Regions from separate parts of the Mus musculus genome. Here region 2 is linked to region 1. The links are chromatin loops, found by intact Hi-C in ENCODE. Cell type or tissue: gastrocnemius. All regions are shown on one strand.

Region 1 (5,000 bases):
GCAGTTCTTTTCTGTGTTGGCACTGGTCGGAAAGGTTGCAGCCTTTCTGTGAAGCATAAGAAGGTTGGTGGTCTATCTTACCCCGAATCTGAGTGAAGAGCCCACCTCCACTGTTCAGTCTTATATGAAATGTGACTTTACCCTGAAGGCCAGCCTTCTTTAGGCTCACTCTATCTGCTAATGTTCAATATAGGAAGAAAATATAAAAGCCCCATGATCCATCCTAGGAGCAAACCCTGTCAGCCTACCCTGACATATTCCATCACACTGAGCACACTGTTGTGCAAAGGGTACACTCAGAATGTTTGCTAAATGAATAATCTAATTTGCCTCTGATGAGTCAAGGGCGCTTAGGAGTTTTATAATGTTCTAGGACTTTAACAATGAATAGCAGTCTTCAACTAGCTGTGCTAAATATATCCTGGTCCTAGGCCCTCACTAGAAAAAAGTTTCTGTTTGTTTACAGGAGAGGCTCTATACTGCGATGATGAAGCTTTAAATAGAACAAGTAGAGCTGAGCACTGTACAATGAAGCAGAAGTTGGATGTGCACTGCCTGCTAGTCCTGTTTGCACCATGGTCTGGTACTATGACAAACCCACTGACCTCAATGGGCTTAAAGGCTAAGGGCTGAGGACAATGAAAAGCAACTTCAAAACAGCGTGGAGATAGGGCTGCAGGGATGGTTCAGAGCTAAGACTGTTTGCTGCTCTTCTAGGAGACTGGAGTTCTGGTCCCACTCGGTATCCATACCAGACAGCTCACAAATGCCTGAACTCCAGCTCCAGGACAGCTGAGGCTCTCTTCTGACCCTTGTGGATACCTTTACACATGTGCTTGTGCATACACACACACACACACACACACACACACACACACACACCAGTGTGGCAGATGCTTTCTAAGAAGCTGGAGGACATAGTATGGGTCATAAGGTCAGATGTGTACTGAGAAAGCTTGCCACAGGATCATCTGCATTGCACCAGAACATAAAAGGACAGTTCACCCAAAGAGAGGCAAGCAAAGTAATAGTAAAGAGGGTGTACTTGACAAGAAGCCCGTCCTGGCTGTGTGGGGAACGTAAGTGACACGCCTGAACTGTGGTGAGATGCAGGTCTGCTGTGGGGCAGACAGGAGTCCCCACAGCCATTCACTAGAGAGCAGCAGGAGCTTCTTAAGCTGGAACAGGTCAACAACAAAAGATGCACGGCCTCAATGCCTGGCTGCTGCGTAAAGGTGATGGCTTTGGACAGCTCCAGTTTTCCGATGGAAAAGCAGGGGCAAGTGAGTTAGGGGTAACGTGGTAGAATACAGTAGTTTTAAATTTTCCTTTTTGTCTGAAAAACTCTTGTTGGAATGGAGGATGGAAGGCCGATACTTTTAAAGAGGCTCCTGCTGAACTTCGTATGTATACATGTGTGACATGAGGCCTTCCTTCCTCTTCAGCCACCCTTTCCCATGGGGATGGATCTGGTCCCAGCACAGCTGCTGACTCCTGTATGACGCAGCTCAAGTGGCCATGCCTCTTTTACTCTGCTCACAGGCCTCATCAAGTGGTCAGACCTGTAATCTCTGAGACCAAACAGATTGTAGGAGTAGTCTGCCCCTTTTAACAATTCTCTGGACCAGAGTTTTTTAGGCGGTGTATCTTGTATGGGTTTTGATCTGCCTCAGACACAGATAGCTGGACAGGGCCTGGGCAGCCCAGTTTAGACAGGAAATAGGCTCTTTCCTCCATAAAACATTATGATCTTCCTAAGTGTGTCCTTTTGAGAGACAGGCACTCTTGTTGCAGATAGAAAGGAAAACATCCAGAGAAGTCCAGCTCTCATCTGGCCTCCCAATCTCTTCCTTCCGTTCCCATGGCTCCTAGCTCTCTGACTACAGGACAAAGAGCCCGATTCTACCTGTGCACTGGATAGATAAATAATGGCCCGTGTAGCTAGAAGGCAATGATCAGTATGGCTGATGAGTCAATGAGAAAGGGAATGCGGTCCACCTCGGCTGTTTCCATGGAGACATTCCTCCACACCTTCCCCACTACTTCCTCTGACTGATTCTGGTCAGTGGAAAATGTCCTTGTATTTAGAGAGAAAGGTTCCAAAAGAAAGCTTGTGCTTTTCTTGAGAGGGTAGCGTCAGGGGTCCCAAGACACTGAAGGAATGCTGAGATCTGAGAGACATTTGAGAGCTGTTTGCTGAAAGCAAGCATGCTACGAGGAGCAAGTGGCTACAGAAACAAGCCTGGTGCGCTGATCCAAGAGTCTGATGAGGTTTTTACTCCAACTTCCCTTAGACTACCTAATATGGCAGCATAGTAGAAAGAAAACCAGTGAGTCTGGAGAATGATAAGCTGAGCCCTGCTCCCTCCTCAGGCCACGGCAGCACCAAGCCCCGGCCTTGGTGATCTGGGCAATGACTCTTAATGAACCCTCCCCAGGCATTGGGCTGGTATCAGGAGTGTGGAGCATGCTCACACCCGGCTGGAAAGTGCTTTGTGCATGTGACAGTAGACACAGATGGTGCAATACAGAGGGCTAGACTGTTACTACGGCAACCTCCAGCCATGGCTTTCTGAGGCTACACAGACTATTCAGGACACTACTATGCAAGAAGAAACAAGTCCAGGAAATATCTATGTCAGAAATTAAATAAAATAAAATGAGCCAAGATTCTCCCAAGGATGCTGTTCCCTGATGTTCTACTTGAAAGACATGCAATTTCTAGCAAAAACTGAAGAGTGGAGACTACCACAGGGAATGGCATTTGTGGCCCAGAATTCTAAAGGCAGCAGGCAGAAGTACAATTTTGGGTGGAAGGGGTAGTAGACCTGTATGGTTTCTTCTTGTCTGCATTGATGAATTATAGGTCCTTAACTATGCTGGTCATAAACATTTACCAAGTATTTACTGCATATAAAATACAATGTAGCAAACTTTTTTTTAAAGAGATGTTCTTGTTTTAAAAAAAACTCTTTTTATTTATTTATTTGTTTGTTTGTTTATTTGTTTATTTATTTATTATATGTAAGTACACTTTAGCTGTCTTCAGACACTCCAGAAGAGGGCGCCAGATCTCCTTATAGATGGTTGTGAGCCACCATGTGGTTGCTGGGATTTGAACTCTGGACCTTCAGAAGAGCAGTTGGGTGCTCTTACCCACTAAGCCATCTCACCAGCCCGGCAAACTTTTTAAAAAAGTACTTTGGAATTAACTGCGGATTTCTGTTCTGAACCATTCCTTCCTGACCCTGCCAAGACCACCCTGTGCCTGGGTTTCCTAATCTTAAAATGATGATAGTGATAGAACATATATTTGAGTTGTTAGGAACATTGCAGTTTAAGTCTTAGAATCACAGTTGACTTGCAGGAAGTATAGGACCTATTACAATCTTTCTATGCCTCTGTTTCATTATCTGTAAAATGAACATGATAATTATATCCACATCAAAGGGATGTTTTGTGAGCACTAGGCAGAAAAAATTCATGTGCAGCAATCAGCATATTACCTTCTAAATATTAAGTTTACAATAAGTACTAGTAGGTTTTATTCATAGATTTTAAAAGAAATCAGACACCCAGACACAAACAATAGCTCATGCAAAAAAAAAAAAAAAAAAAAAAAAAAATCCTGTCCTTGAATGGTTTTACCAAAGACATTAACCTTCCTTCACTCCGAGTTCCAATTATCTACAAAATACTGCTGGGTGCTAATTATGCTCCAGAGTGACCCCCCCCCCCCCAAGTATCTGTGATATCTATTCTGACACTTTAGATTGCCCTTTGTCCTCTGTTGGGATGGCACCACATTACTATCTGAGGGGCTATTTGAAAAGCTGGCTTTGTGAAACAAGAACAAGGCAAGAAGAAGCCTTTGGACCCTGGCACTTGGCAGGTAATAGAACAGCTCTGTTTTACCGCATGTGGCTCCAGGAGAAACCCATATTACTGCTGAACTGTGTACAGTTCCTGTTATCACCTGGCAAAGACCTGACCACAGGACTTACATTTGCTGCCAAGAGACCTGTGAGGTTCCCCTGTATTAGCACAAGTAGAATCTTGGACTCTAAATCACATTTATCTGGAAAGTCCACATATGCAAATGCTTGAAGAAACTCCCTGCCTCTCTTCAAGGCAAGCCAGCCACCTCATCCAGAGACAACCAGCTTCTAAAGAGAATTACACAGGCTTGCACACTGTGCAAAAAAAACTTTCTCTATTAGTTGACCATTGATGACACCTAGTGGCTGGTCAAGAGGCCAGCATGTGGCTCCTTCTCTCATTCAAGACGCAGAGAAATGTAACAACATGCCTAAAGTGAAAAACAACTGCAGGAAATGTAGAAAACTTAGATCTCCTGGCAGTAAGCAAGCGCATGCATTCGCAGTGTTATAAAATAGCATGCTAGCTTGCGTGTACCAAGGACTTGTTCATTAAATGGCTTGCCTGGTAAGCTTGAGAACCTGAGATGCCCCCAGCAACCACACATAAATAACTGTGTTCTGTGATACACAGTTGTAATCCTAAAGCTGGGAGATGGAGACAGACAGGCTGACCCCTGAGGCTCACTGGACAGCCAGGTTAGCTTAGTTGGCAAGTTCCAGGCCAGTCATCTGAGAATTATCACTCAACGCTGTACTGTGGCCTCCACACCCAAACCCACTTGCACATTTACCCATACATAGAGATGACTCTGCTGCCAGACACTACCAGGAGCCTGCTGTACACTTGCTTACCATGGAAAAGGCCTACATTGGAGAGTGGCTATCATTAGTCTTGCTTTAAAATTGACAGAATGTGGTTTGAGGTAATAAACCTTGTGCCTTTTTAGGTTATTGGGCTAGATACTAACATACTTTTAATGATTTTCCCCTATTTTTTCCAAAGCGTGTGTTTACTACTGATTGTTCATTTTGTGTGAGGCCTTCACATTACATTAGCTCATACAATCCTAGGAGTCAGAAGGCAGCTTTCAAATGAGGTATTTATGAGAAGGGTTGGAA
Region 2 (5,000 bases), 350 kb before region 1:
TGAATTAAATGATGCAGCCTTATAGCTTCTCTCAAGCCCTGATATTTTGTCCTCCACGTGGTCCATTCCATGGGTGAGGTTTTTCCACTGAGATTTTTCTTATTATTTGCCTTATTTAATATTTCACTTCTATTCATTTTTGGTTGCTTTTTGCGAGCAAAAAGCAAGATGGTGACAAGCGAGATGCCTCAGGAGCAGGAGTGTGGCATTTGCCCTCATGAGCCAGCACTCAATGTGATCCTGTAGTACCAAAGAGAGAGAGTGCCAGAGTCAGCTGAGCTACTAGCCTTTGACCTAAGGAGCTGATGGGATCTCTGTGCAGTACTGTGGTAGTGGGGTGGTAGAGCATCAGGATCATTAGGAGTTCTGGCCTTTGATCTGACAAGCAAGTTGACTCTGTGGCAGTTGAGGATGAGGTACTAGTATTAGCAGGAGTGTCAGCCTCTGATTCTGAAAAGTGATCAGCAGCAGTGATCTCCATGTATCGCCTGGGACAGGGGGTGGGGGTGAAATTTTGGGTCAGCAGGAGCACTGGCCAGTGACCAGACAAGCAGATAGGTTCTCTATATGGCTGGGGTTTGGAGTTCTGGGTCACTAAGGGTGCTGGTTGCTGACCTCTTGCGCGCACCGGACTCGACCAGCAAGAACGACGCTGCAACAGGATCCTTCTGCACACGTTGATTGGGAGAGCTTGATTGCAGAGGCGAAAAGACTTCGAGCCCAGAACTGGTGCTGCTTTTATAGGCCTAGGAGAGGCGTGTCTCATACCCGGATTGGTTATGCACTAAGCCTCATTTGCATGTTCCTCATCTGATTGGTTATACTCTCAGTACCTTACAGAACCTCATTATCATGCCTGGGCCAGGCAGTGTCTTTGCAAAAAACTTTACTGCATATGTACACATTGGTTGTTTGTCCAATCTTATGTATGGTGGCCAGCAGTAGTCAGTGCCACTCAGCAACGGCACATGTGGCTTCCCACACTGACCTGAGGAATCAGGGTCTCAACTCATTCTGTGGCAGTTGAGGGATATGCCAGGGCTAGCAAGAGTTCTAGCCTCTGACCTAATGAGAAAGCAGGAGTCTCTATGTGACTCTGTTGCAGCTAAATAGTGGTGGACCTCGTGTGTTCTTAAGCAAGGTGTTTAGCCTCTCCGTACATACTTTCATTATGAGTTAACTTAAGATAATACTAATGTACAGGGCACGAGACTATCATGAAGATTCACAAGGTAATTAGAGAAAGTGAGAGCAGCCTTCCTGTGATGAGGCAAGCTTTGTTCAAACCCATGAGGATGTCAAGTGAGCTGATAGCCTGCAGGGGAGGAAGAACAGAGGCATGGAAGATCGTGGAGTGATGCTTAACATTTTAAATCAAAATTAGAATAGGACTGTGATGCACCTACAGTCCTGACTACTAAAAACGCTGATTCGGGGCAATCAGCGAGCCTAGGAACTCAAGGCTATCCTGGGCAACACAGTGAACCCTCATCTCAGTAAGGCAAACCAACAGCATGACTGCTTCCTATTTCTCCACTTTGTACTAGGGTTGCTGAATATAAGTTATGAATTCCAAAATGAAGGTACTCAAGTTTGTGCGGGGGTTTTGTTTTGGTTTTGTTGTTGCTGCTGTTGTTTCTATATTTATTTATTTGAGGTTGTGTGCATGTGCCATTCATAGTGTGGATGCCTGATGTCTCCTTCCACCATGTGGGTGTCAGAAATTGAACTCACATCATCAGGCATACTAGCAAATACCTCTTTAACCACTGAGGAATCCTGCCAACCCAATATTCAGTTTTCAACTCACAAATTCTATGTACTTTGTATATAGCCCTAACATCAGTAGAAATTTCAAAGAGGGCCAAAGGAGAGGCCAAGAGTTGATGTTATTATCCTTATTTTGAAAGTAGGGATATTCTGTCTCAGAGTGATGAAAAGGAACTCTGTGTAACAGGTGTTACACAGAGAAGTGAGAAAACCAAAGGTCCTCCTACTGAGCATGGAGGCTGGGGATACAGCTCAGTGTGAAGAGCCCATACTAGCACGCACAAGGCCTTACTCAATCCCCAGCGTCACACATGCACAAAACCAGCAACAATCCAAGCAAGAAGAACTGTGCCTAATGCGTCCAAACACCTGAGCTTTGGAAGGGGCTGCTCTTCTTTGACATTAGCCAAACTCTAACAGTTTTTCCCTTCTGACATTAGAGCCAGCACTCTGTCCACTGTGCCACACAGCCACCTAGTTTTCCTTCTTTGCCTCGTTTGCATCTAGGGGTCAAGCTTTACTTTAAAATAAATACAACAGGTTTTATCTAAGTCTTAATAATAAATAGTTTATCCATTCAGAGGTGCCTTCCTCTGGTAGATTTTTAACTAAAAAATTCAAATCAAGTGTGTCACATTCTGAGATATGTCAAATTTTGTTCTTCTTATGTTTAGGTGTTAAGACGGTCTCAGGTTTTGTTCCCTAAGTTTATTTTTGATTCTGAGAGCCTTTACCTTAGGATTAGCCAGGGTGTTCTTCATTTGCAGTGTTTCCATACAGTGAAGAGAGAAAACTGGAGAAGGAAATCAAAAGGATGGCACTGTCTTGTAGCATGCTCTTATCATGTATGGACATTGGCCTGAGGTCCACACTCAACCCTGTTAGACGAGATCCAGGTGTTAGCAACCCTACCAAGATTGAGGGCTGCACACTCCAGATAACGCTGCTCGCCGCTGCCCACCAGAGGGCGTTCTATGCTCTCATATGTCTTCTCCCTGGGTAGGGCTTGAGCTAATTACGCAGCAGCCTGGGCTCACTCCTCAGAATGGGAAATGAGAAGACCTAAACATGACAAGAAATGTAAAGCTCATGGTTAAAAAAAAAAAAAAAAAAAAAAAAACTGTTCTTTCTCTCCCTTATCACCGTCTCAGACGAGTGCCACTGGAGTGCAAATACATTTATCTACAGAGCCAATTGGCTCGGCAAGTCGTACATCTTCAGAGTTCATCTCCTATGATTCAGAGCCTTTTGGCTCTTGGGAAAAAGAAATCGTATTCTCACCCATTCCAAATTGCTAAACTCAGGCTCTTAGCTGACGCTGTGTGTAGGAATGGGTCATAACCTCTGGGCTGGAGAAGGTGCTTTGCAACTTTGGGCTGGAAAGGTGACGGGGAATTCTATCTGTAAATTGTGGTGGCCTGAACCTCACTGTCTCAGGCCTTAGGAGCAATACATCACAGCAGAGGGAGAAAAGAAAAAAAAAAAAAAAAAACACTACAGATGGAAGCAAGCGCTCGTTCCAGAAATGCATCCCCTCAGCTGTCTCTTACACCATCCTTCCTTGCCAGCCCTATAGGTTCAAAGACAAGTGTATCTAACACAGACTGTCTGATTTCCCCCACCAAGTCTTTCCTCAGGTTAACTGTTCACGAAACGCCCCCTTCCTGCCAGAGGGTGGTTTCCGCACCAGCGTTTGCTTCATCTATGTTCTCTTTCTCCTTTGATAAAGGCCAGGCTTATTAATATGGTGCTTGCTGGTGCGCACCTATAATCCCAGGAGGGCTAACACAAATTTGAGGTCAGCCTGGTTTATGTAGTGAGTTCTAAATCAGCTAGGGTTGCACAGTGAGATCCTGTTTAAAAAAAAAAGACAAACGCGTGCTCAGGCGCGCGTACACACATATACAACTGGGGAATATGATTAAAAACACGCACTTGCTTATACAATCTTCAAACAGGCAGTGAGATTGATTGTAATGGATACCTGAAAAGATGACTTCAGGACAATGCTCAATTGTCTCCAAGAGTTCCCCAGCAGCACTGTCTTCACCCAGTACTTGGAGACCAAAGAGTTTCCCCCAACAGACTTGCATCTTACATTAACTAAGCTCCCAGAAACAGCAATGTACAAAGCTGAGCGCTCATTAATTTACAGTAAGAATGCAGCCACTAGGCCAGCGGAAGTCCTGACTCAGCACACCAGAACAGTCTTCCTCCTGTGCTAAATGTCTCCAAATCCAAATTACAATCAGAAAGCTGGTTTGTTCACTTAAAGTGAAAGAACTGACGTGTGCCATATGTTCGTGTCAGCTCAAACTCTTTGGGCAGAGAAACTGCATTATTCGGCCTCCTAGTAAGTGAGAAACCAGAGCAAGGGCATTGGCTGGACCTTGGACAGAGTCTCCTGCCGTGAACGGATAGCTGTGCCCAGAAAACTATGTCACTTAAAACCTGTAAGCCCTGCCTTCTTTCTGCAGTAGGTAGCCATGGGCACTGCCAGGGTTAGACCTGACAACTCTTCCTAGTCTGTGCTTTCATTTGCCATGACCATTGGACAAAACACTGTACAGACTGGAGAGTAATATCAGTTAGTTTCTGCTTACTTTGTAGGTTTGTTCCCAAATGATCTCAATCAAAATTTTGCAGTTTGGAACTAGGTTTCCCAGCACAGATGGCTAATTCAAGTTCCTAAGCATCAATTTTACTCGTTTAGCTCCTGGAAGTCTTGGGATGGTTGTTTCAAGCAGCATTGCATTTTCTATACGTAGAAAAGCACCCTCTCCCCCACCCGCCCGCCCACCCATGCCCATGCTTTCTGTGTTTGTTTTTCTCTGTGTGTCTCTCTGTGTGTCTCTGTGAATCTCTCTCTCTCTGTTGTTTTACAAATTTTAAAACAGAAACCCGGAAGAAGTGAATGTTTGCCTCAAGAACTGAGAGATGATAAAGTCACAGCTCAGAGCCAGCCCTCTACATTCAGATCCCACGCTTTTCCTATTAGTTGTGTTTACCATTAGTAAACTTTGTGAAGAAAGGAAAGTCAATGTGTTTTTGAAGAATTATCTTTTTAAAATGTTCACTGGTTTAACTTTATTTACTAAAAAGAAAGTGTGAAGATGTGAATCACTGAATGAAAGTGTACAGTGGAGATTGGAAGATATAAATAAAAAAGTCATACAGTAGAGTCACCTGCAGCAGGGCCGGGCAGTCCAGCCTCCGAGAGCAACCATGCT

What was found. Peaks named below come from ENCODE experiments on the same cell type or tissue, not always from the same donor. Only the 100,000 strongest peaks of a DNase experiment are listed, where the experiment ranks them.
Region 2: it touches region 1 in a loop (2.8-fold over the local background); 14 of 42 quality-filtered maps call a loop at or near these places.

Annotation. Positions count from the first base shown.
Region 1 is chr6:66,961,907-66,966,906 of GRCm38, reverse strand. All of the region lies in intron 3 of Gng12 (guanine nucleotide binding protein (G protein), gamma 12), which reads right to left. Among named protein-coding and RNA genes, the nearest start is that of 4930597O21Rik, 40 kb to the right of the region's middle. In gastrocnemius, a CTCF peak has its summit at 3,055 (motif pointing right); DNase peaks (open chromatin) are centred at 2,468 and 4,201; H3K27ac peaks cover 1,533 bases.
Region 2 is chr6:67,316,449-67,321,448 of GRCm38, reverse strand. All of the region lies in intron 8 of Il12rb2 (interleukin 12 receptor, beta 2), which reads left to right. Among named protein-coding and RNA genes, the nearest start is that of Serbp1, 52 kb to the right of the region's middle. In gastrocnemius, a CTCF peak has its summit at 2,727 (motif pointing right); DNase peaks (open chromatin) are centred at 2,739 and 4,185; H3K27ac peaks cover 319 bases.